Regions from separate parts of the Homo sapiens genome. Here region 2 is linked to region 1. Evidence: read pairs that join two places in POLR2A ChIA-PET (ENCODE). Cell type or tissue: endothelial cell of umbilical vein. All regions are shown on one strand. Links, peaks and the distances in the headings refer to the core of each region. The heading gives the core; the rest is flanking DNA.

Region 1 (5,373 bases), core at 169-5,168:
GGGGCGGTCTCTTGTGGGTCTACTCCTTGGTTGTCTGAGCAGACACTTGGGGTGCCAGAAGAGGCACACAGGATGATGGTTATTTGTTAGAGGCCCCTATGTGGGTAATGTTTGCTTTGGATCGATCTGCTGTAGAACTAAACGTGGCAGTTTTTACTTTCTCCAAAAGACCAGGAGAAGCTATAAACTTCATAACTTCTTCTTACATCATGGGCACTCCCTGATGGTGGCCAGAGAAAGTAAAATACAGTGACAGCCACCCTGTGACAGAGAAACTGTCCTCGGGTTAAGCTTGATTTTTAAGCACCCAAGGAATTGTGGGTAATTTTTATTGTCTACTCTGTATTTGTCTGTAGTTCTAGTTTCTCTATCTTTCATCTGTAACTCTTTTTAAAATTATGTCTGAAAAATCCCTCAAGCCCAAAGCATTCGGATAAAGCAGGCATTGTACCTTGCACATCTCTGCCTGCGCTGCTCACCCACTGTCAAGAAAGAAAGGTAGAGCCTGGTGCTCTCCCTAAGCACTGTGGGCCTCACAGTTCGGGCGGGAGCCCCCAGCACCTGGCTCTTCCTGCATGGAAAGCTTGGTTTCACTCTTCAGAGGTGGTGGCAACATCCCCAGAAAACCGGTAGGCGTGGGCACAGTGGCTGGAGGCCGAGGGCTCCTCGCCATAGCAGAAGCACGGCCGTGGCTTCCAGCCTGTAACCCCATCTGAAGTTGTCTGGGGATTTTTTTGCCGCACATTGTTTTTGCATTTTGTGGGTTGTCTTGTTTCGTCGGGTCTTTTGCTTGTTTCTGCCTCACTTTCACATTTGGCAGCCAGCTCCTACCCTCAGCCAACAGCCTGCTCAGCTCCAGGTCGACATGAGGCGCTGGTGTGGGACCAGGCACAGGCCTGACTCTGACAGACCCAAAAAAAAAACACCACACCAGGCAGCCTGGCCAGAGAGGGCTCCGAGCAAACCAGCATCTCCAGGCCTAGCAGGTTTTTTTTCTAAGTGAAGCTAAAAAAAAAAAAAAAAAAAAAAAAAAAAAAGAGAGAGAGAGAGAGAGAGAAAAGGCAGACAAAAAGCAAAAAAAGGGGGGAGGCATTTTGGTAACCAGCCAGGGAATCTGTCTTGGGTATAGAGTAGTTTTCTTGTGCATATCATCAGTAACACCATTGCAACCTCCCCATGACCCTCAAAGCTTTTGAAAATAGAATACATTCATTTATTATGGTATAATCTGAGCATTGTTATATGCTCGGAGTTTACTCCACCAATTTCAGACAGTTTTCCAGCTAGGAACCTTTTTTGAGTTTGCAGCCATTCAAGGGTCTTAAGGAGATACCACCAATTTCTGTACACCCTCTACCACCAGCAACACTGCTGCCAGTCTACCCACATGCCCAGAGGGCTGTGTCATTCCTGCTCTGCAGGACTTATGTGTTTGCTCGGTGCCTTCCAGAAACGGCACAGGCCATCCAAGAGGTGGAATTTTAAAGCCCAAAAGATCCTTAAGAGATCACCTACCCTGGGCAATATAGTGAGACCCTGTATCTACAAAAAATAACAAAATCAGGCAGGTGTGGTGGTGCATGCCTCTAGTTCCAGCTACTCAGGAGGTTGAGGCTTGAGCCCAGGAGGTCGAGGCTGCAGTGAGCCTTGTGATCCCACCACTGCACTTCAGCCTGGGTAACGGAGCGAGACCCTGTCTCAAAAAATAAAAATGAAAAAAAGAGATCACCTCACATCCCCTCATTTTTAAGGTGAGGACAGCATGATTGTCTTCCTGGCAGGGGTGAAGGACCCAAGATGGGTATAGAAAGAGCAGGCTCCTTAGAAGTAACCTCCGCACAAGCTGTCCACAGTCAACTGGAAGGCAGGAGCTGGGGAAGCCTGGCCTCTCCGCACAGACATCCTTCATCCTGGTGGGGCAGCCTGCCCCGTTTTATTCCCACGTGAAGCATCAGACCCAGGGCAGTGGGGGCGGGGAGCAGCTGTGAGATTAGCAGGCCCCTGCCCTCTCTGCACCTTCAAGTTCAGCCTTCTCCCCTGCCCCTGCCTGTAACACTGCTAGAGTGCCCCTCAATCAGGTAAATGGTGTTTGTGGTCAGCAAGGCTGTGTGCAAAGCCTGCGCCGAGAGCTTTGTCAAGCATGAGAGAGGCAGGTCACTCTGACATGTCAAGGAGTAATCTCCCATTTACATGGCTAAAACTAGCAGGAAGGCAGGAGCTGGAGTCAGGGTGTCTGTACTCTTGGAGCAGCCCAGGAAAGGGGTCGTTGGGTCTCAGGTGGCTCTCCCTGGTCTGCAGCCAGCTATGCCCAAATGCCAAGGACCTGTGGAACCATTGCAAGTAAAATAAAGCGTTAAGAGCATTAAGAGCAGCACGGCTCCTCTCCTTCCCTTCGGTGCCTGCTCCCGCCCTATTCCCCGAGCCTTGTGCTGCGTTCGGCGGTGCTGCCGAAGCTAGACTTGGGAACTCTGGGTTCAGAGGGGAGCACCATTTTCCCCGAGCGGTTCTGGAAGACTTTTAGCAGCTGGTTGAGAAAACAAAACACAAAAAAACAAAAAACAGATTGCCTGACAATGTCTCACTTGTTGGTGCAAATGTGCATTTTTTAAAAAATGTAGTCTTAATGCCAAATCCTATTTAGTCTCCTTTTTTCTTATATTTTTTGTTTGTTTCTTAAACCAGAGAGAGAATTTGACCCAAATAAACACTGTGGAGTATTGGATCCCGAGACAAAGAAACCTTGCACAAGATCCCTCACCTGCAAGGTATTTCTCTTTCCATAAAAAATACTTCCTGCTCTCGCTGGGGCCTTTGTCGAAATGTTTGCATGCCACTCTCTGCACACGGCAGGGTGTGGAACCTCGACATGACCCCCAGCTGTTCTTTGTAAGGGAAATGCTTTCTTCTCGTCCATGGTAGCAGAGTGCCTGCCTCAAGCTGGCTGGCTTTTTAAGAAGGAGAAAAAAAAAAAAAAAAAAACTAGGCTTCCCCTGTTACTTGTGAGGCCAGACAGTAAATTGTATTTATAGGCACTCACAGGCGGTTCTAAAGCCTGCTACGTTTTAATGTATGCAGGAGCAGCGGCAGCGGCGGCGGCGGCGGCGGCAGCGCCCTGAAAGGCAGCCCTGGAGGGGAGGATGATATGCCGCGCCCCTGATCCAGCCACACCGGGGTGGCCAGGGGAACAGCTGACCCAAGGCGGCCGCCATTGGGTCGCCCAAAGCCCTGTATTTCATGCTGAACTGCTAGTGCTTCTTGGGATCAAGGCGATGGCCCTCTCTGCTTGGTGGCTCTGTTTGTCTGGGCCGAATCGAGCCTCCCACCTGCACCTGGATTAACTCTAGCATTCCCTCGCAGTTGCCTTTCATCAGAGAGGTTTTCATGGGTTCTGCGCTGAAGCTCGTCATCCTATGCCATTTTTTGGAGGAAGCTTTGGCTTCTTAACACCAGGAGTGTAGGGCATGGTTGCGTTCGTGTGGTCTCTGCCTCTTCCTAGCCACAGAACAGGAGCTGTTGCCTTGAAGTTGACTTTTCAAGCACCTCTAAATTTCCATGAATTGCTATTTCTGAAATGGAGGGCCTGGGGAAGCAGGTTTATGTGCTGATCAAAGAGGCTGTGCTTTTCATTTCTCTTCTCCTTAGACACATTCGCTAAGCCATCGGAGGGCAGTCCCAGGCCGGAAAAAGCAATTTGACCTCCTCCTGGCAGAACACAAAGCAAAGTCCCGGGAAAAAGAAGTTAAAGATAAAGAGCATCTCCTGACTTCCACGAGGGAAATACTTCCAAGCCAATCCGGGCCGGCACAGGATTCTCTGCTAGGGTCTTCAGGGAGCTCTGGGCCAGAACCAAAAGTTGCATCCCCTGCAAAATCCAGACCACCCAACTCTGTACTTCCTAGGTAAGTACCACCTTGACGATAGAAGCCCTGAATGCTTGGTCAAGTGACTAGCTTGCTGGGTCTGTGGCATGTGGTCTGATTATATGTTAAATGGAAATCATAATAGTACTACTTCCTAAGGCAAGTAGTAAAGTTTAAATGAGATAATGTACATAAGAGGCCCAGCCCAGTGCTTGCCACATAGTGTTCAACAGATTTTACTGCTGTCATCATTATTATCATCACTGTCATCATCATTGTCAGCAGCAGCGGACTTCATGGCAGACAAGCAGATCTTATATCAGACAGTGTGTGTTTTTACACAGCAAGAGTAAGCTGGAAATAAATACCTGAAACTGTGACACATCAGCCGCCAGGTGACTTCCTGGCTGCCTGGGCTTTTATATTAGTTGACGATTCCTGGAGCGGAGTAGGGAAACCCAGGTGAATAGGTCGTTAGCACCTCTTAGACGCTCACTGCACCATGCTAGTCCAGTTGCCACGATATTTGTTTTGCACGCTCTCCTATCATCAGGATGAAAGGGGAAATTGGCATAGCAGAGGTTGTTTGTCCTTACATGTCTCTCCACACCAGGAAAGCTACTCTTCTGGGCCACCTGTTTGGGGTTCTATGTGGTTGTCCTGGACAGAAATGAAAAAATAGAAAACAGAATTAACACTCATTTGGATTAAAAGTAATTTAAAATCCATGCATGTCCATTTTGATGGGCAGAAGCTCAATTCCCAAATAATGCGACAGAGAACCACTTATTCAAAAATATTTATTGAGTGCTCGCTCCATAAGCAAGATTCCATGTTAGGTACTCTCAGGCAGGGGTACAGAGATTAATGAAGCTAGACCCCGCTTTTCAGGAATTTAGAGTTTAAAAGAATGAGGTACAAGTATCCATAATTTTTATAAAAAGGAAACATTAATAATACTCAGTGAGAAGTGCAGATAACGGTATTATCTGATGTTTTTTATGCATACAGTGTGAATCTCAACGGGTAGCAAATAGGCTTTAAGAGGACATAGTCGTAAAAGAAGGGGAGGGAGTTGATTTTTAAAGCAAAAACAAATATTTGATAGCAGTGGCTCCTGATCTGCCAGGCTCTCACCCTGATGCCTTCCATGTTGGTGCAAGCCTGACCTAGTTTGACAGCCAGAGTCCCTCTGTCATTATGGCCGAGCTCAGCCTCAGGCATTCAGGAGGACGCGGTCAGATGGAATTGCCATCCCCAACACTTCCATCATGCTCACCATCGTGGCGTTACTGTCACCGTTGACATGCTACTTTCCTGGCCACCCCTCACTTTGCAAGATCATTTTATAATGACTTCTCACTGTCATGTGGGGTGTTGGTTAGGGATATTACCCTTGTTTTAGAGTTGAGGCAACAATTCCGTTCCAAACTTCTGGAAGGGGCTTCAATTGTATATACAGCGACTTTTAAACTTCTTTGTAGCTATCGAACATTTTCATTCCAGCACAACC
Region 2 (5,373 bases), core at 186-5,185, 58 kb after region 1:
ATTGACTGGGGAAGTGATAAATGTCCATGAAATCTTCACAATTTATATTCTGCCATGGCTTCAGCCGGTCCCTCCGTTTGGGGTGCCTGACTTCCTGCAACAGACAGGAGTTCCAGACCAGCCTGGCCAAGATGGTGAAACCCCATCTCTACTAAAAAATACAAAAAAAATTAGGGTGTAGTGGTGCCTGCCTGTAATCCCAGCTACTTGGGAGGCTGAGGCAGGAGAATCTCTTGAACCTGGGAGGTGGAGGTTGCAGTGAGCCAAGGTCACGCCATTGTACTCCAGCCTGGGCGACAAGAGCGAAAATCCGTCTCTAAATAAATAAATAAATATGTCAGGTGGTCTCCATCTCATAAAACCAGCTCCAGCAAACAGGGGTTGAAGCTCAGGATCCAGGCTGCTCTGTGGCCCACAACCCAGTCGAGCCAACAGGCCAAGACCTTCCTGACTGGTGGCCAGCGCCATGCCTGCAGGCCGCTCACACCAGAGATGCCACTTAGAACTCTCCACTGGGGAGTTCGATCGGTAGCGGGAGCGGAGAGCGGACCCCGGAGAGCGGACCCCAGAGAACCCTGAGCAGCCCCGCCGCTGCCGGCCTAGTTACCGTCATACCACGGGAGGAGCCGCAGCTGCCGCAGCCGGCCCCAGTCTCCATCACCGCAACCAATGAGCAGCAAGGCCGAGACCCAGCAGCCACCCGCCGCCCCCGCCTTTCCCCCCACCGCCCCCCTCCCGTCCCCCCGCCGCCCCCGCCCTCAGCGCCGCCGACACCAAGCCCGGCACTACGGGCAGCTGCGCAGGGAGCGGTGGTCCGGGCGGCCTCACATCGGCGGCGCCTGCCAGCGTGGACAAGAAGGTCATCGCAGTGAAGGTTTTGGGAACAGTAAAATGGTTCAATGTAAGGAACGGATATGGTTTCATCAACAGGAATGACACCAAGGAAGATGTATTTGTACACCAGACTGCCATAAAGAATAACCCCAGGAAGTACCTTCGCAGTGTAGGAGATGAAGAGACTGTGGAGTTTGATGTTGTTGAAGGAGAAGAGGGTGCGGAGGCAGCAAATGTTACAGATCCTGGTGGTGTTCGAGTTCAAGGCGGTAAATATGCAGCAGATCGTAACCATTATAGACGCTATCCACGTCATAGGGGTCCTCCACGCAATTACCAGCAAAATTACCAGAACAGTGAGAGTGGGGAAAAGACCGAGGGATCGGAGAATGCTCCCGAAGGCCAGGCCCAACAATGCCGGCCCTACCGCAGGCAAAGGTTCCCACCTTACTACATGCGGAGACCCTATGGGTGTCGACCACAGTATTCCAGCCCTCCTGTGCAGGGAGAAGTGATGGAGGGTGCTGACAACCAGGGTGCAGGAGAACAAGGTAGACCAGTGAGGCAGAATATGTATCGGGGATATAGACCACGATTCCGCAGGGGCCCTCCTTGCCAAAGACAGCCTAGAGAGTACGGCAATGAAGAAGATAAAATCAAGGAGATGAGACCCAGGGTCAGCAGCCACCTCAACGTCGGTACCGCAGCAACTTCAATTACCAACGCAGATGCCCAGAAAACCCTAAATCACAAGATGGCAAAGAGACAAAATCAGCCAATCCACCAGCTGAGAATTCGTCTGCTCCCGAGGCTGAGCAGGGCGGGGCTGAGTAAATGCCGGCTTACCATCTCTACCATCATCCGGTTTAGTCATCCAACAAGAAGAAATATGAAATTCCAGCAATAAGAAATGAACAAAAGATTGGAGCTGAAGACCTTAAGTGCTTGCTTTTTGCCCGTTGACCAGATAAATAGAACTATCTGCATTATCTATGCAGCATGGGGTTTTTATTATTTTTACCTAAATATGTCTCTTTTTGGTAATAACAAACGTGTTTTTTTTAAAAAGCCTTGTTTTTCTCAATACGCCTTTAAAGGTTTTTAAATTGTTTCATATCTGGTCAAGATGAGATTTTTAAGCACTTTATTTTTAATTTGTAATAAAAGTTTACAACTTGATTTTTTCAAAAAAGTCAACAAACTGCAAGCACCTGTTAATAAAGGTCTTAAATAATAATAATAAAAAGAACTCTCCACTGGGCACCCTCAAAATTGCACAAGTTCCTTCTGTTATTAGTTCATGCTGAGTTGTGATGCCAGCACTTCAAGCCTTGTTAATCATTGGATCAACAAGTACCGAGCTAGGTGCTAGAGAGAGATGGAAAAAGGCACCTGGGCCCAGCCCTAAGCCTGGATCGCGGACAGTGACGTTGGTCCACACCTCACCTGCCCTCTCTGCCCTGCTACATGCCCCAGGCTTGCCCTGAACCGTGAGCTCTAGAAATTCCAGGTCCGGGTCGCAGCCACAGGGCAGTCAGGCGTGTCACGTGACCGCGCCGGGTAGAGGGAGACAGAGTCGCACGGCTGAGACGCCAGGCAGTCGCCTAGCAACAGCGGGACGCGGAGCGATGGAGACCAGCAGCAGGGAGCTCCAAGCCGCGGAGTATTTGGAAAAGCATCAGATCAAGGAGGTGGTTAGCTACCTCACCAGCGCCCTCCTTTTCTTTCGGCCGGGTAAGGGCCCCCATGCCCCGGTACAGCCATACCTCCATGTGGGGTTCGCTTCCCACACGAAACCCCCCTCTTACACATTCGCTTTCCACTGCCTCCCAGCCACGTGAGCCCTTCTGCTGTTGATTAACTCTGCGGCCTTCAATAAAAGTCCCTCAGGCTGCAGTACAATGGCGTGATCTCATTTCACTACAACCTCCACCTCCTGGTGGCGATTCTCAGGGGCGATTCTCCTGCCTCAGCCTCCTGAGTGGCTGAGATTACAGGCGCCCGCCACCATGCATGGCTAATTTTTGTATTTTTAGTAGCGACAGGGTTTCGTCATGTTGGTCAGGCTGGTCTCGAACTCCTGACCTCAGGTGATCTGCACGCCTCGGCGCCTCAAAGTGCTGGGATTGTAGGCGTGAGCCACCGCGCACGGCCAAAGTTTTTAATCTGGCAACTAAACAATTGATAGGGTAGGATAGAAGATGTTCTAGAGGGGATCGCTTTTCCTGACTTTTTTTACACATCTGAACCCCCTACAAAATTTGAATCGTTTTGTAATTTGGGAGTGGTGTGTCATTTAAAAGTTATATTTAGGTGAAAATGGTTTTATGTCCTCCCCAGGGTGCAGAATTGTAATTTGCCGACCTCCATATGGAGCGTCCGAAATGCCAAAATTGTCCATTTGCTTCTGTGTAAGGAAGTGGAAATACCAAACATTCCAATTTTGCCAAAAAACACCCAACCAATATCATGTATAGGAGACAGAGTTCTTGCTAGTTGTTTTAAAGTATTAAAACAAATATTAGAAAGAAAAAAAAAGGCCGGGCACGAGATGGCGCCACTGCAGCCTGGGCGACAAAGCGAGATCCTATCTCAAAAATAAAAATAAAAATAAAAAATAGGCCAGGAGCAGTGGCTCAGGCCTGTAATCCCAGTACTTTGGGAGGCCGAAGCGGGTGGATCACTTGAGTTCAGGAGTTTGAGACCAGCCTGGCCAACATGGTGAAACCTCGTGTCTGCTACAAATACAAAAAATTAGCCGGGTGTGGTAGCGCATGCCTGTAATCCCAGCTATTCGTGAAGCTCCTTGGGGGCGGTGACTCACGCCTATAATACCAACGCTCTGGGAGGCTGTGGTGGGCAGATCACTTGACTTCAGGAGTTCATAGACCAGCCTGGGCAACATGGCAAAACCCCATCTCTATTAAAAATAAAAAAACTTAGCTGCACGTGGTGGTGCGTGCCTATAATCCCAGCTACTCAAGAGGCTGATGTGGGAGGATCACGTGAACCTGGGAGGCGGAGGTTGCATTGAGCGGAGATTGCTACTCAAGCCAGGTGACAGAGTAAAACACCTTCTCAAAAAAAAAACTAAAAATAAAGACAAATGTTAATTTTCTTCATCATAACAAGGGATATATTATGTTACATTCGTTATATAAAATATTTGTCAACATTTATTTTTAAATTTCATTTTTATTGAAGTGGATGTATGGGGTTTAAAAATTGAAAAGTACTCCAAAGCTTATAATAACAGCATTCCTGTTGCTATCCCCAGCTTCTGCACAGAATAATTTCAACTCTTTTAGCAATATTCTTTGCTATTTATCTTGAGATTTCTAAATAACAGGCCTATATTGCTGCTGCTTAATGTTTTTCCCTCTAGGTTAGATACTAGCTTTATGCTGTGGAAGATGAAAATGCGCCTTTCTTAAACACACACCTCATACACCTGTTCCCACTCACACCCATCTTCCAGATAAATTTAGATCACAATTTTGATATCCTCAGTATTCAGAATTTTTAATATTGTTAGGCAAGTATCTATAATCCTTATAGTATGCTGATTATATTTCCCTTGTTGTTTTCCCTGGTTAATAATATATTTACATTTTTGGCTTAAATTTGTGTGATCATCACTAATTCATCCATACCCTCTTTTGCCACAGTACAGCTGTCCTCTCATTACATTTGCATTCATTGGGTAATTACCCCCACCACCACCACCCAAACCCCGTACCCCCAGCTGTGTGTCTTCCTGCTCCAGTCTGGACTGATAGCTACACAGTGGTTATTCACGGCTTCCCCTCACTCTGATCCTAAGACGACTCCTCGCCTTTCTAGTGTTCAGAGCCTGTTTTATGGCACAGCCAGTAATCCCTCATTCTTGCTTTACCGCTTTCTTCTGGTGGAGCATATCCTTTAGTGGCTTCCTGAGAGAGCGTGCTTTGAGGGGTAAAGATTTTGGGAACACACGTATATAAAAATGTGAGTTCCTACATTCAAAACTTTTTAATAGAGTGGAGGCTGTGCACGGAGGCTCACACCTCCCAACACTTTGAGAGGCCAAGGCGGGTGGATCACTTGAGGTCAAGAGCTAGAGACCAGCCTGGCCAACATGGTGAAACCCCATCTCTACTAAAAATACAAAAATTAGCCAGGCATGGTGGCATGTGCCTCTAGTCCCAGCTACTAGGGAGACTCTGGCAGGAGAATCACTTGAACCTGGGAAGTAGAGGTTACAGTGAGCTGAGATTTCACTGTTGCACTCCAGCCTGAGCAACAGAGTGAGACTCTGTCTCATAAAATAAAATAAGAGTGGACACAATTTTAACTTGGAACATATTGCCCTCAGAATTTTTAAGGCATTGCCCCATTGTCTTCTAATTTCTCATGTTGCTCTGAAGAATTCTGATGTCATATGTCATCAGATACTTGATCTGGCTATGAGGCAAGTTTATTCTTTCCAGAAACTTTTTAGGATTGTCTTTTTATCTTATCCCTGGTGTCCTAAATATATGCCTTGGAATGGTTTTGTTG

The links. ChIA-PET counts read pairs that join two places held together with the same protein. Peaks named below come from ENCODE experiments on the same cell type or tissue, not always from the same donor. Only the 100,000 strongest peaks of a DNase experiment are listed, where the experiment ranks them.
Region 2: POLR2A ChIA-PET joins it to region 1 with 9 read pairs; 7 of 35 experiments call an interaction of 5 or more read pairs at or near these places.

The regions. Positions count from the first base shown.
Region 1 is chr7:105,636,879-105,642,251 of GRCh38, reverse strand. It overlaps ATXN7L1 (ataxin 7 like 1), which reads left to right. Exons shown (of 12, transcript NM_020725.2): 6 at 2,683-2,765; 7 at 3,643-3,899. Among named protein-coding and RNA genes, the nearest start is that of EFCAB10, 58 kb to the right of the region's middle. RefSeq lists enhancers at 261-1,228, 2,735-3,396. In endothelial cell of umbilical vein, for the core only: no CTCF peak of the experiment used is centred there; no DNase peak of the experiment used is centred there.
Region 2 is chr7:105,578,553-105,583,925 of GRCh38, reverse strand. It overlaps EFCAB10 (EF-hand calcium binding domain 10), which reads left to right and starts at 2,433. Exons shown (of 5, transcript NM_001355526.2): 1 at 2,433-2,568. The coding sequence starts at 2,463. It also overlaps the pseudogene YBX1P2. RefSeq lists enhancers at 2,018-2,528, 2,529-3,041. In endothelial cell of umbilical vein, for the core only: no CTCF peak of the experiment used is centred there; a DNase peak (open chromatin) is centred at 2,435; H3K4me3 peaks cover 583 bases.